Linked DNA regions of Homo sapiens: region 2 is linked to region 1. A link is a contact called in ENCODE Hi-C or POLR2A ChIA-PET data. All regions are on one chromosome and are shown on one strand. Each heading gives the region's core, a stretch centred on a gene start or an enhancer-like site at or near the end of the contact. The rest is flanking DNA. Distances are from core to core; before and after follow the strand shown. Region 1 overlaps FOXK2 (forkhead box K2). Region 2 overlaps LOC101929650 (a long non-coding RNA gene).

Region 1 (6,294 bases), core at 884-3,383:
CCACGAGCAGATAGGCCGAGGCTGGGCTGCCTGCCCTAAGGGGGTTCCATCCTCACCCTGGCCCCAAGGGCAGCCTGGGCCGGTTCTGCCTCTGCCACCAGCTGCTGTGGGACCCGGGGCTCAGGGCTTGGCCCCTGCGTGTGTCGTGAAGACAGTGCTGACAGATGGGAGGTGGGGCTGACAGGACGAGGGGTCAGGATGTTCCGGCCATGCACTGTAGCCCTGGCCTTGCAGGACAGCAGGTGGCTTGGTGGGATGATAGGTGAGTTCCGTGGGCAGGCGCAGGGCATGAGCTGCCAGTGTCTTCCTGGAAGGTGACTCTGGGGTTGTCGCTCCAGCTGGAGTGTACCCTCATTCCTGCTTCCATAGGGGTCTCCATGGAGGCCTCATTCAAACACAGGCGAGCCCATCCCTGGCCTGTCAGGTTCACCAGGGTGGCCCCTGGTCCCGTTGTCGCCGTTGTCCACACCCTGCCCACCTGCCAATGCTCCTGTGTCCCCTGCTCTGCTCCAGGGCCCCAAACCCTGTGCAGAGCTGGGGTGCATCATGCTGCCGCCCCATGGAGAAGGCCTGGAGGAGATGGAAGCCGGGAGGCTTCCTCTTACAGGAAGGGAAGCCCCAGAAATGTGCCTGGCACCAAGAAACTGCTCCAAGCTTGTTCCAGAGTGTGGGGAGGGCTTGAGGCCTCCCCTTTTTGAGTACATGGAAAGGAAAGCCTGGCATTTTCTGGAAACGCTCCCAAGTCTCCCTGGCAGGGAGATGTGGGAAGAGTCCAGGCGCCCAAGCTCTTGCATATTCACTTCCTCCCATCACACGTGCTGTGTACAAGCACCCTCAGAGCTCGCTTTGGGAGACCCCTGCCTCAGGGCTGCGGGTGCCGCCGTCCACACCACAGGCCCTTCTGCTTCCTGTTTCCAAAGCTCATCTCCTGTCTCTGGGCTGCAGGCGCTGTTTCTGGTTTACTGGCACAACTGTGGTTGTGTTTTTGTCAATGACTTCATCTTTGCTGCTGTTGTTTTGAGATACTGTCTTGCTCTGTCACCCAGGCTGGAGTGCAGTGCCGAGATCTCAACTCACTGCAGCCCCGACCTACTGGTCTCAAGCCATCCTCCTGCCTCAGCCTCCCAAGTAGCTGGGACTACAGGTGTGCAGCACCACATCCAGCTAAGTTTTTGTATTTTTTGTAGAGACAGGGTCTCACTATGTTGCCCAGGCTGGTTTCAAACTCCTGGACTCTGGTGATCCTCTAGCCTTGGCCTCCCAAAGTGCTGGGATTACAGGTACGAGCCAGCATACCCAGCCAGTGTTGTCGTTTTGATTTGGGAGTTCGGGGCTGAGCTGTGTTTGGCCAGGGCCTCGCCTGCTCAGTGTGCTCCTGGGCTGAGCTGCGGTCCTGGAGCATCTCTTGGCTCACATATTGACTCCTCCGGCCTCTCTACTGTCCTGGTCCTTCATGGGGCTCACATGTGTGTCCTCTTGTTTTCTTTCTGTCACCTTCTTAAGGGTTCACAGATCACTGTCAGTGGAAGGTGTTGCCACAGCTCAAGCCTCACAGTGGAGGAACCTCATGAGGCCCTTCACGGGGCCACTCCCTGTCTGGACAGGCCTGCCTGACCAGCCCTGCTGGGAAGCCTGGGCTTTGCTGCTGCTTCACCCTGCGACATTCTCCTCAGGCCCTGCCTTTCGCTTCTTTCGTTAACATTGTTCCTGCCTTGATCGTTTGCTCCCTCCTGCCTAACTCTGCTCTTCTTCCTTGTGTAGCAGTTACGTGGTCCTCAAATATCATTTGTTGACTCCAGTGTTTCCTGGGGCATCTCCTCAAGCTGGCTGGGGTTCTCTGCATCTCAGCTGTGGCGCCTGGTGTGAGGGCGCACGCTTCGCAGTGAGAGTGAAATGCCCAGTTCGCGCTGGCAGAGGGAGACCCTGTGAAGGTCTCCCTGTGCCAGGCACAGGCTCTTATTCTGAAAGCAGACCCCGTGAAGGTCTCCCTGTGCCGGGCACAGGCTCTTATTCTGAAAGTAGACCCTGTGAAGGTCTCCCTGCGCCGGGCACAGGCTCTTATTCTGAAAGCAGACCCAGTGAAGGTCTCCCTGTACCGGGCAGAGGCTCTTATTCTGAAAGCAGACCCCGTGAAGGTCTTCCTGTACCGGGCACAGGCTCTTATTCTGAAAGACCCAGTGAAGGTCTCCCTGCGCCGGGCACAGGCTCTTATTCTGAAAGCAGACCCCGTGAAGGTCTCCCTGCACCGGGCACAGGCTCTTATTCTGAAAGCAGACCCAGTGAAGGTCTCCCTGTGCCAGGCAGAGGCTCTTATTCTGAAAGCAGACCCAGTGAAGGTCTCCCTGTGCCAGGCAGAGGCTCTTATTCTGAAAGCAGACCCTGTGAAGGTCTCCCTGTACCGGGCACAGGCTCTTATTCTGAAAGGGTACGCAGCAGTTTCTGGAAGGAAGGAAGGAGGGAGGGAGGGAGGGAGGGAAAGAGGAAGGAAGGAAAGGAGAGCGATAGGCACAGAGGAAGGTAGATGAAGCCCCGCGCCCCCCTGGCGGAGCCCAGCCCTGTTCACCGCGTGCTGTGCGGGTGCCTGTGCCAGGATCAGCTGGCTGGACGGCTATAGCCCCACGCCTGCAGGCCACATACCTGGGAGAGTGTGGGCCTTCCGAGCCTTCTGGCTCCCGGCCCCACAGAGGAATTACGGTCCCATGTCCCTCACAAGGACCCTTGCAGAGGGAGCAGTGCATCGGCACAGAGCAGGACACAGGGGAGCCGGGCTGAGGCTGCGGGTCCCTTGTGGCCGCCAGGTGCTCACGCGTGCCTCGGTGGGGATCTGGCAGCCAGATTTGGGGTGAGGATTTGATGATGTGGGTATCCCTAGCTGGTCCCACAGTGACGATGGGTGTTGCGTTGTGAGCATGTAAAACGGCAGTGACGTCTGAGGGTCCCTGGACGTCTTTCACACCCAGCCTCAAAGCGGAGCCTTTCCAGGCAGAGCAGCAGCTGCCGCCACTGGATTGACAGCCCCAGAGCAGCGGGATCAGGCCACGCGGACGAGGAGGTGCGAGGCCTCGGGTCGGGGCCTGTGTTCTGCGGGAGCCGCACCCATCATCGCTGTGGCGGTGGCAGTGGAGCAGCTGCTCTCGTGTCTGAGCTGCTCCGGCGTCTCTGTCCACAGTATAGGGTCTTCTGATGCTTCCTGGAGGTCTCGGAGGGGCTTGCTGCGTGTAGTACCCACACAGCCCACAACTGGGGTGTTGTCAAGTGTTATGACGTAGGTTGCCTGTGGAGTAAAAGTTGGCCGCTAAGAAATGCTCTAGACAGGCCGGGCACGGCGGCTCACACCTGTCATCCCAGCACTTTGGGAGGCCGAGGCGGGCGGATCACGAGGTCAGGAGATTGAGACCATCCTGGCTAACACGGTGAAACCCTGTCTCCACCAAAAATACAAAAAATTAGCTGGACATGGTGGCGGGCGCCTGTAGTCCCAGCTATTCGGGAGGCTGAGGCAGGAGAATGGCATGAACCCGGGAGGTGGAGCTTGCAGTGAGCTGAGATCGCGCCACTGCACTCCCGCCTGGGCGACAGAGCGAGACTGTCTCAAAAAAAAAAAAAAAAAAAATGCTCCAGACACTTCAGTTTGAAAATATTGGAATTTATGTGGGGAGGATTAGTGTGCATGGAAGGCCAAAAATGTGAATGCATCTCCGCAGTCATCTTTCCAAAAGCCGCCCTCTGAATCAGTGAGGACCCTCAGGGTGGGGAACGTCCCCTTGTGAGTGTCTGCAGATTGGAGTAGGCAGCAGCGGAGCCCGTCTCTGTAGATGGACTCGCAGAGGAACTTAGTTCTTTCCCTAAAGGAGTAGGAACAGCTGGGCGCCGTGGCTCACGCCTGCAATCCCAGCACTTTGGAAGACCAGGGTGGGCAGACTGCTTGTGCCCAGGAGTTCAAGACCAGCCTGGACAACATGGTGAATCTCTGTGTCTACAAAAAATCACAAAAGTGGCTGTGGCGGCAGCACCTGTAGTCCCAGCCACCAAGAGGCTAAGGCAGGGAGATCGTTTGAGCCAGGGAGGTTGAGGCTGCAGTGAACCGTGATCGCCCCACTGCACTCCATCCTGGGAGACAGGGTGAGACCCTCTCCACATAGTAAGTAAATGGAGGAATAGAAACGCAAGCCGGCATACATTGTCTTTGACAGCATTTTGTGGATAGGCAAGTTCTAACCATGGGGGCAACGTGGGATGCAGCAGGGTTTGGTGTGCCGTGGGGCAGGGGTAATTTGCTTGTTTCTCTAAGACTTTGTACAGCTCTGTAAACAGATTCCCATTAGGTCGTCCTTTCCTTGTGACAGGTAATAGTGGAGGTGTCACAAGGTAAGTGGCCTGTCTTGCCTGGTTTTCAGGTTCTACGGCTTTTGTCTTGTTTTTTGAGAAAGGGTCTGTCACTCAGACTGGAGTGCAGTGGCGTGATCACAGCTCAGTGCAGCCTTGAACTCGTGGGCTCAAGTGATTCTCCTGCCTCAGCCTCCTGAGTAGCCAGGACTACAGGCACGTACAAACATGTCCAGCTAATATTTTTTTTCTTTTGTAGAGATGGGGTCTTACCGTGCTGCTCAGGCTGGTCTCAAACTCCTAGGTTCAAGTGATTCTCTCGCCTCTGCCTCCCCAAATGCTGGGACTACAGGTGTGAGCCACCGCGCCCAGCCTTCTCCTTGTGTTTGAACTGGAGAGGACAGAGTGCTATACATGTGGTCACGGTTTTTCTTCGTTGAAAGCTCTAACAGTGGGGTCGGTCCCTGTTATTAAGCCTGTGTCACTATTCCCTGGGCCCTAAAAGTGCACCTGGCTCCTGTGACTTGGGGTCCTTTCCCACTCCTCTCCCCAGGGCCCCTTGGCCTCAGAAGGCCCCCATGTGCCAGCTCAGACTGGAGTTGCCTCAGTTGACACAGCAGGCCCCATCCAGACAGACCAGCAGGTGCTTCTGGAGACAAGAGCAAAGCCTTTTCCGGCAGCCCGGAACCTGGGATGAGAAACGACAGGTGGAAGGTTGTCCAGAGACACCTACAGCGTGGATGCTGTTCCGAGTCAGCGTAGGAGAAAGGCCACTGGAAACCAGAGTCACACTGCGCGTCTGTGCATCTCTGGCCTACCGCAGTGGCCCCGGCTGTCTGCACATTTTTTGTAGACACATTAGAGTCGGTTGAGGCCACACCTGCGGCCACAGACTGCGACCGCGATTGCAGGGAGGAGCATCTGAGGTGGTCACGGGGTTTGCCCAGCTCACACCAACTGCAGGTCAGTTCCTGCTTCGCCTTCAGTAGCCTGAGTCCCTTCTTCTTTTTCTTTCACGTTACTAGGGCAGTTGTTCGCTGACGCCTTAATTCTGGAACACGTTCCTTGCCCAGATTCTTGGTGGCTGCTTGTTCCCTTCTCATCGTTCCTGCTGTGTTTTCCATGCTTGGTGTAGGGGGACCCTCAGAGCTTGGTGTAGGGGGAGCCTCAGAGCTTGGTGTAGGGGGAGCCTCAGAGCTTGGTGTAGGGGGAGCCTCAGAGGTGGCGTCAGGACGTGCCTGCCCCACCGGTTGCCCTGGTGCCCTCGTCACGCCCCGGGACCGCGCACACGTGGGGACTGTTTCCAGACGCACTTTCTGCGGGCAGTCTGTGTGGCAGGGCTCCCTGCCCAGCTCCTGCAGCCTCATCAAGTCTCCCACTAAGGAGGTGTCGCTCCTCCAACTTTGTTCTTTTTAAAAATCGCTTCAGCCATTCTAGGTCCTTGGCATTTCCGCGTGAACTGTAGGATTCCTACACCAAGCCTGCTGGCGTCTTGATTGGGACGGTGTTGAATCCAGAGTGTGTGGCAGAGCTGGCGGAGCCCCTCTTTCTTTGATCTCTGCCGATCTCCTTGATTTCACGTTTGTTTTATTCCACAGACCACCCCCTCCCCATCTTCTCACCTACTTCAGGTTCCATTTCATGGTAGGAAATTCCTGTAGTCCTCCCGGGCTTGCTGAAGTGCTGCTCCAAGTTACAGTCCCCGGGTTGTCAGGCGTGGCGAGAGCCCCTTGTGCTCAGAGCTCTCACGGAACACAGAGCAAGCCTGTCTACGAGTTCAGCCGGTGAGGGGCAGGGGCTGGTGAAGGCGGCGGCGCCTCTGGGTGTGCCCAGGGGCAGGGTCGCCTCCAGGCCCCACGCGCTAAGCCGTGACTCCCTGTAACACACCCGTGTCGACACAGGTCACGTGGGCCCGAGGTGCTCATACATCACACTCCTTGTCCAGGATGGTCCTTCCTGGCACCATGT
Region 2 (6,211 bases), core at 1,712-4,211, 610 kb after region 1:
CACCCAGATACTAGCGGCCTCCCTGCCCTCCAAAAGCCCAGCCTGGGATGAACCTTGACAAAGGCCCTAGACCACAGCAACCACCCCACCAGGGCTCTGAGTTCTCCATGAGGACTGGTTTCCCTGGAAGGTGAACACTCAGGGGCTGGGACCCTTAAGGATTGTTCTTCTCAGGTCTTCACCGTTTCCAGACGTGTGCCTTAGACATCTGCACGGACATCTCTTCCCAGGGATGGGCGTCTCAGGGCAGGTGCATTTAAACTTGTGATAGAGACTCCAAATCACCTCTCAAAAGCCTGTTCCCATTCACACCCCTGCATACGGCATGTCAGTGGATCCCTTCCTCACTGGAGCAACACTAGATTTAGTCATAAAATATTTTTCAATTTCTTATTTCTATGATTAATAGGGAGGTTGGATATTTTGTGATATTCATTAGTTTATTTGACTATGTTTCTGTTTTTACCCTTTACCACTTTTCTAGCTAGTCATTTGCTTTTTTCTTGTTGATTTGTGGGAGTTCTTTATATATGATGAATATCAGTACTTTGTGTTTACATTGCAGATATTCGTTCCCAGTCTGCTGCTTATTATTTTACCTTTTTAAGGTTGTTCTTTTCATCACATAAAAGTTTTTAAATTTTAAGTAGTCAAATGGTTTCCTTTAAGGCTTTGGATTTTGCATTTTTATACCAAAATGCTCTTGTATTTTCTTCCAAACTTTATAATTATTCTTTTTTTTTTTTTTTTTTTTTGCCTTTAAGTTCATTTTGGGGCATGGGGTGAGACAGAATAGCACCATTTTTCCACATTAAATCTTAGATATTGTGAGCCCTGGAGGACACAAATTACAGCTTAGAGGCCTGGAGCATGATTCTGGAGCCAGGCTTCCTGGGCCGGAGTCCACGTCCTGCCCATGGTGGCTGGCCATTGCTTTGGGGAGCCTCTCTGAGCCTCAGTGTCCTCTTTGAAAGAGTGGTTGTTCAGAGTAAGAGGGTATCTTCCTGTGGACGACTCAGCTTGCGTCTCAGCCCACAGTGAGCGAAGAACCAGGGGGTCTCACAGAGCCCTGACTCAGGTGCTGAGGGTCCCCCTAACCTCCAGGCAATTCGGCCTGCACCCCCACCCCCGCTTCTTCTTGCCTCTTCTAGAAGAGAGGAGGGTGGCGGTAAGGCTGGAAGGGGGAAGAAAATCTGTTTCCCAAAGCCTCCAGGTGATTCAGCCAGAGTGAGACCAAATGGCTTGGGTCTTGGGTTTTCAGCTTCCTCACCTGTGCGGTGCAGGTGACAGCACCCCACTTCCTACTCTGTGGGCAGGTAACACCTGCGTGCTCTGAGAAGGGGAAAACATCTCCACCCTCCCCAGAGGCCTGCACGGCCGGAGGTCACAGTGAGGCGGCCACACGCCCCGGGCTCTTGCTCCGAGGGGACGCTGTCCCAACAAGAGGCCCCCTCACAGTCTGTCCTGACCCTGGCTCTGTGGCCCCTCCTTCTCCTTGATCAGGCCCCTCCCGGGTCTACCGGGATCTCTGGCTGCCCCCCGACCCCCTGCTGCAGCCCCAACCCTAGGTCTCCACAAAGACTTCGGGATGCCCCGTGAGCCCCTGGGTCCTGGACCCCTCTTCCTCCTCCAGCCCCTCCTCTCCCAGCTGCTCCTGGCTGCCCTTTAATTGCTCAGAGCTGTTCAGCAACCTGGCGCGTAGCTGGTACATAAGTGGCTGTTGGTTGGAGTCAAGTGAGTGATGGGGAGATGCTAAGAAGAGTGAAAGAAGCCTCGGCACCCGCCGGGAGCAGGTGCTGGGGGTGTGAGTGCCGCTGAATGAACGCGTCCTGGGACGGGATCCTGAAGCCCACCCTCCCGCCGGGCCCCCACAACCCAGAGCGCACACCAAACTTTCTACGTGTCTTTCCCGGTCAGCCTGAGCCCAAACCACCCATGTCCCTGAGCTTGTCCTTGTCTGAAAGAGGAGGGAAGTGTCTGTGTCCTCAGGAGCCCCTGGCCTTAAAGATAGGCACCCTGGCTCTGGCAGGCAGGTGGCCCCTGGCAGCCTCGCCCACGCCCGCGGTGACTAGCTCTCGGGCAAGCGATGCAAGTGCAGAAACCAGCTCTGTGTGGTCAGTGCCCCGGAGCTGCAGCGGCAGCAGAGGTCGGAACACCTTCCTCTGTGGGCACGCCACGGAAATTTAAAGACACAGGGTGCTCTTTCGCAAACTGGGCTCGTTGATTCTACAGGAGAAGGTAACTATTATTGAGTTTCTTCTTTTTCAGAATGAGTGGCATCCAAACCTGACTCATATTTCCAACTTTATTAATTTTTGCAAGACTTCGGAGGGTGCTCTGTGGCGATTAATATTGCTGAGCTGAGCACAGCTGCAGTACTTTCCTGTAAAACTGACTAAAGGAGAAGTTGGTGTCTTCCTCATACAAGAAATACATAAATCAGTTAAAAATAGTTCTCCGAGCGGATATGATGATGTCGTGGCCGTCACAGGAAACACATGAATCAGCCTCATCCTCAGTTCCAGGGAAGTGGGGACAGTCGGTGGTCCTTGGACCCCTCTTGGGGCGCGTGGGTGAGGCAGGGTCCCTCTGGCTTTACCTCATACCCGGACTGGCAAAGCTGCCTGGGAGGACAACTAAAACCATGCTCCTTTGATTCTGTGGACATTGCTAATTGCTGGGCGTTCATTTCTTGAATTCAGACCTTCTCATGAACCAGAGGAGCTGGCTCAGAAAAATGCCGGTGACGCATGGGCCTGAACTGGTCAGTGCAGCTCAGAGATGCTCGCCGTGGGGGACGTGCAGTTTGCCTGTGGGCCAGTTGTCCACCCGTCACCGTTACCCCGCTGAGGAAGCTGTGGGTGCCACCCAGAGAGCTTGGGTACAACACGGTCTCTGCTTTACTCATAAAAAGCCAAGACCTATGTGGTCATGGAGCGTTAAAACAGAAATTTCACACCACGCCGTACGGTCCCCGAGGCCAGGGTGTTGGCACATTTCACATCCAGGAGGTGCCGTCGCTGTCACTGGCTCAGCAAAGCCAGTGCCGAAGCCACTGCAACTGCCTGAGGCCCAGCGGTGGCTGGGAGCCAATTGGTGTCACTCGGTTACCACAGGGAAGGAGACGTGGCTGTAGAGGCTTGTCGCAGGTCACAGAGAAGGGACTTTTGGGCTCCAGGCCTAGTGGGTTCGAGTCAGCACGGTGTCTTCCCCGACACCAAACCCAAGGACCCTCAGCACTTCCTGACCTCAGGTTTCTATTTCTAGGGTGGGGAGTAGAGGTGAAGGGAAGCAAAGTCAGAGTTGAATATAAAGCTCCAGAAAAACTCAGCTCAGAATTGACTAGAGGGTTGAGAGCCTGAGATCCCTAAGGGGACATGTCAACCCAGGGCAGCCGCTGAGGGAGACTGACATGGTTTCCATGGTCCTTCCACTGGGCTGGGGCCCTCCCTGGGGAGTCTGTGCTGGGCTGGACCTTCTTCCCTGCCAGTGGCCTCTCCTGGCTGGTTGGGGAGCTCCGGGGGAGCAGACGGCAAGAGTCTTGTTTGGAAACATGCCCTTCCCAGGAAATCCCCAAAACAAAACCTGAGAAGATCTCCTGGAAGCTCAAAAGCAATTTTCTTTTCATATGTCGGGCCAATAAGAGTTAATTTCACCCAGTTTCTATATTTTCATGGGTCCTTAGAAGCTTTCTGACCCTGTGCCCTGAGACTTAGGGTCTGATGGCTGAAGGAACCTTGGTCCCAGGTCCCTCTCCTGTGGAGGGGCCGTCAGAGGGAGAGAAGAGCTCGCCCTGGTTCACTTGGCCTGTCCTGAAAGAGAACCAGGAGGGAGAGCAGCCTAGCATGGGTGCACACAAGCATATGTACAAACATGTGCTAGGGCAACTCACACACGTCCACATGCATGCACATACACACATGCCCACACCCATGCACACTTATGTGTGCACACAGATTCAGACTGTACCTGTACACTTCCACACTTCCACATGCATGCACATACACACATGCCCACACCCATGCACACTTGTGTGTGCACACACAGATTCAGACTGTACCTGTACACTTACTTCCACATGCATGCACATACATGTCCACGCCCATGCACACTTGTATGTGCTTGCACAGATTCACACGTGTACATGCACACACACATTAGCATGTCCTTGCATATGCACACATACACACATCTGACTTCACATTACATACACACATGTACATGCACATACATGACACACATGGCTCGAACTGGAGGGGAGGGTCCCAGTTGCTCCCCTCGCCTGACCATCTAGTAAGTGTTGTGCCCCATGCTGCCCCATCCTGGGCTCCTGGCCAGGCTCTAAGATTAACTAGAGAGGCTCTGTCCCTAAGAAAGGTCATGCACTTCAGGGTAGGTAAGGTGGACAGGCAAGGCCTGGTGACCTCGGCCCATCCTTGTGCCTCCAGAAGCCGTAACTCACCTCAAAGAGGTTTTCCTGCTGGAGGGAACTATCTCTGAGCAACAGGGGCAGACTTCACAGCTCAGGCGCCCTCCTGAAGGTAAGAGGCACTGGGCTCGCCTATCAAAGACACTCTCCTGTCCCCGCAGGTTCCCATATGTCCCATCAGGGAGCTGGGCTCCAAAGTCTCCCGCCCTGCTTCTCCTAGAGAATGCAAAGGCTGCCTCTCTTCCCTCCCAGTGTAACCTGACCCTCCTCTGTGCCCCTTGGCCACCCTTGCATCCTCTAGCTCCTTCTGACACCTTCTTTTTGACTGTTCACAGAGGGCAGGATCTGAAGCCTGCAGAGGTGACCCTTGGTGCCTTGTGCAAGGCTGGCCAGCAAGTAAGCATGACTTTTGGCTCTGCTGCCAGCTGGGCCATTTGATCTACACACACTTTTCTGCCTCTACCTGGAGTTAGGCGAGGCTCTCTATAGAATGGGTACTTGTCAACAAAGTGGGCTTAGACTCCGGGCAGTAGCAGTTGAGGCAGGAGCAGTGGGAGAAGTCTGGGCTAATGGCAAGCACCCAGTCCCCTCTGTGAGCTGCCCACTTGTCCCAGGCTCTGCCATGGCCCTTCCTCTGATTTTTAGGAGCTTTCATGAGGCCTCGCACAGCCTGAAGGAGCAGAGCTTGTTGTGCTAATCCCCAGCATCCTCTGCAGAGTTCTCAACACCTTGTGGCCGAAAGGTCCTTCAGATTGTCCAGGCACCCACCCCGAAAACCAGCCCTGGCATGGGGGTGCTGACCCCTCCCGGAGCAGTGGGGTGCAGGGCTCATAAGGCGGGGTCTGCAAAGCATGCTGGGGTCTTGCTCTGTGCTTACTCCAAGGATGCAGCCCGGAGTGCCACTGCTCTTGGACTTTCCTTGAGACACCCAGAGCATTGTGTGGCCATCACTTCTCACGTGGTCTGGCTGCTTGGGGGGCTGGCCTGAGTCAGCTAGGGCCAGTGCTCACCTTATCCTAATCACCTACTGGGGGATTTTGTAGGCTTGACCCTCCATGCCCTGGTGTTTCCCACAGGCTGTGAGGTTCTAGGGTGTCCCAGGGAGGATAGACGAGGCTGGTGTCCTAGGATCCCTCCCTGTCCGATCCAAGGTGAGGCTGCCAGGGAATGGAATCTGGCTCTCAGGCATGGGGGCCAGGCTCGCCTGCAGCCTCAATGTGGCTGGGCCCTGAAGGCCAGGGGTGGGTGGGGTGCAGCCCAGAGCTTTCTGCGGCTGAATCACCCTCTGGGTACAGGAAGCCTGACCGCATGACTTCCAAACTGATGCAACTCGGACTTTCTACTGAATTTGTGAGCTGTGATACTATTGCTTCTGAAGTCAAAGAGGGCTCAGAGGGTTCACGGAGCATTCCCTTTCAATGACGATCGGCCTCTCTGGAATATCTCCAGTGTCAGCAGGGATGGTGTCAGGGTTCTCCTAGCAAGAAGTCATAAGGAATGGAAGGGCTGAGAAAAATGAGGGTTAGAGTGACACCATGTCAGTCCCCCTGGCTAGCCTCTGCCAGCTGGACAAGCTGGGGCCTCCTCTCCACCTTGACTGGCCTGTGCCGGGGGAGGGAGCCAAGGGCAGGACCCTCTTGCACCTCTACCCTGGGCCTGGTCCATTCTCGCTCCTGGGACCTCCCCAGAGACCTCCGCAGCACACCCCACCAGCACAGTGAGCAGCACGGAGAGACCCAGACCGAAGTGGCCATGTGCTCCATGTGAGGGCTCCGTAGGAAG

The links. Hi-C counts contacts between places; a loop is a spot of excess contacts on that map. ChIA-PET counts read pairs that join two places held with the same protein, here RNA polymerase II (POLR2A). Pooled maps may share reads with other maps.
Region 2: a loop to region 1 is called in a pooled map, with 2.3 times the contacts of the local background. The contact joins two enhancer-like sites. A Hi-C loop is called at or near these places in 1 of 50 pooled maps. POLR2A ChIA-PET finds 5 or more read pairs at or near these places in 2 of 52 experiments (CD8-positive, alpha-beta T cell and GM10248).

Annotation. Positions count from the first base shown.
Region 1 is chr17:82,590,903-82,597,196 of GRCh38, forward strand. All of the region lies in intron 8 of FOXK2 (forkhead box K2), which reads left to right. Among named protein-coding and RNA genes, the nearest start is that of FOXK2-AS1, 5.6 kb to the left of the region's middle. RefSeq lists silencers at 891-1,185, 2,298-2,498. Within about 2 kb of position 2,134, at least 38 of the 41 ENCODE cell types and tissues checked have a DNase peak (open chromatin) inside an H3K27ac peak, as active enhancers do; they include CD8-positive, alpha-beta T cell, where a contact is called at or near this core.
Region 2 is chr17:83,197,535-83,203,745 of GRCh38, forward strand. The region is part of intron 2 of LOC101929650 (a long non-coding RNA gene); the gene reads left to right. LOC105371948 (a long non-coding RNA gene) reads left to right here. Exons shown (of 3, transcript XR_933965.3): 3 at 2,269-2,452. Among named protein-coding and RNA genes, the nearest start is that of METRNL, 120 kb to the left of the region's middle. Within about 2 kb of position 2,962, at least 30 of the 41 ENCODE cell types and tissues checked have a DNase peak (open chromatin) inside an H3K27ac peak, as active enhancers do; they include CD8-positive, alpha-beta T cell, where a contact is called at or near this core.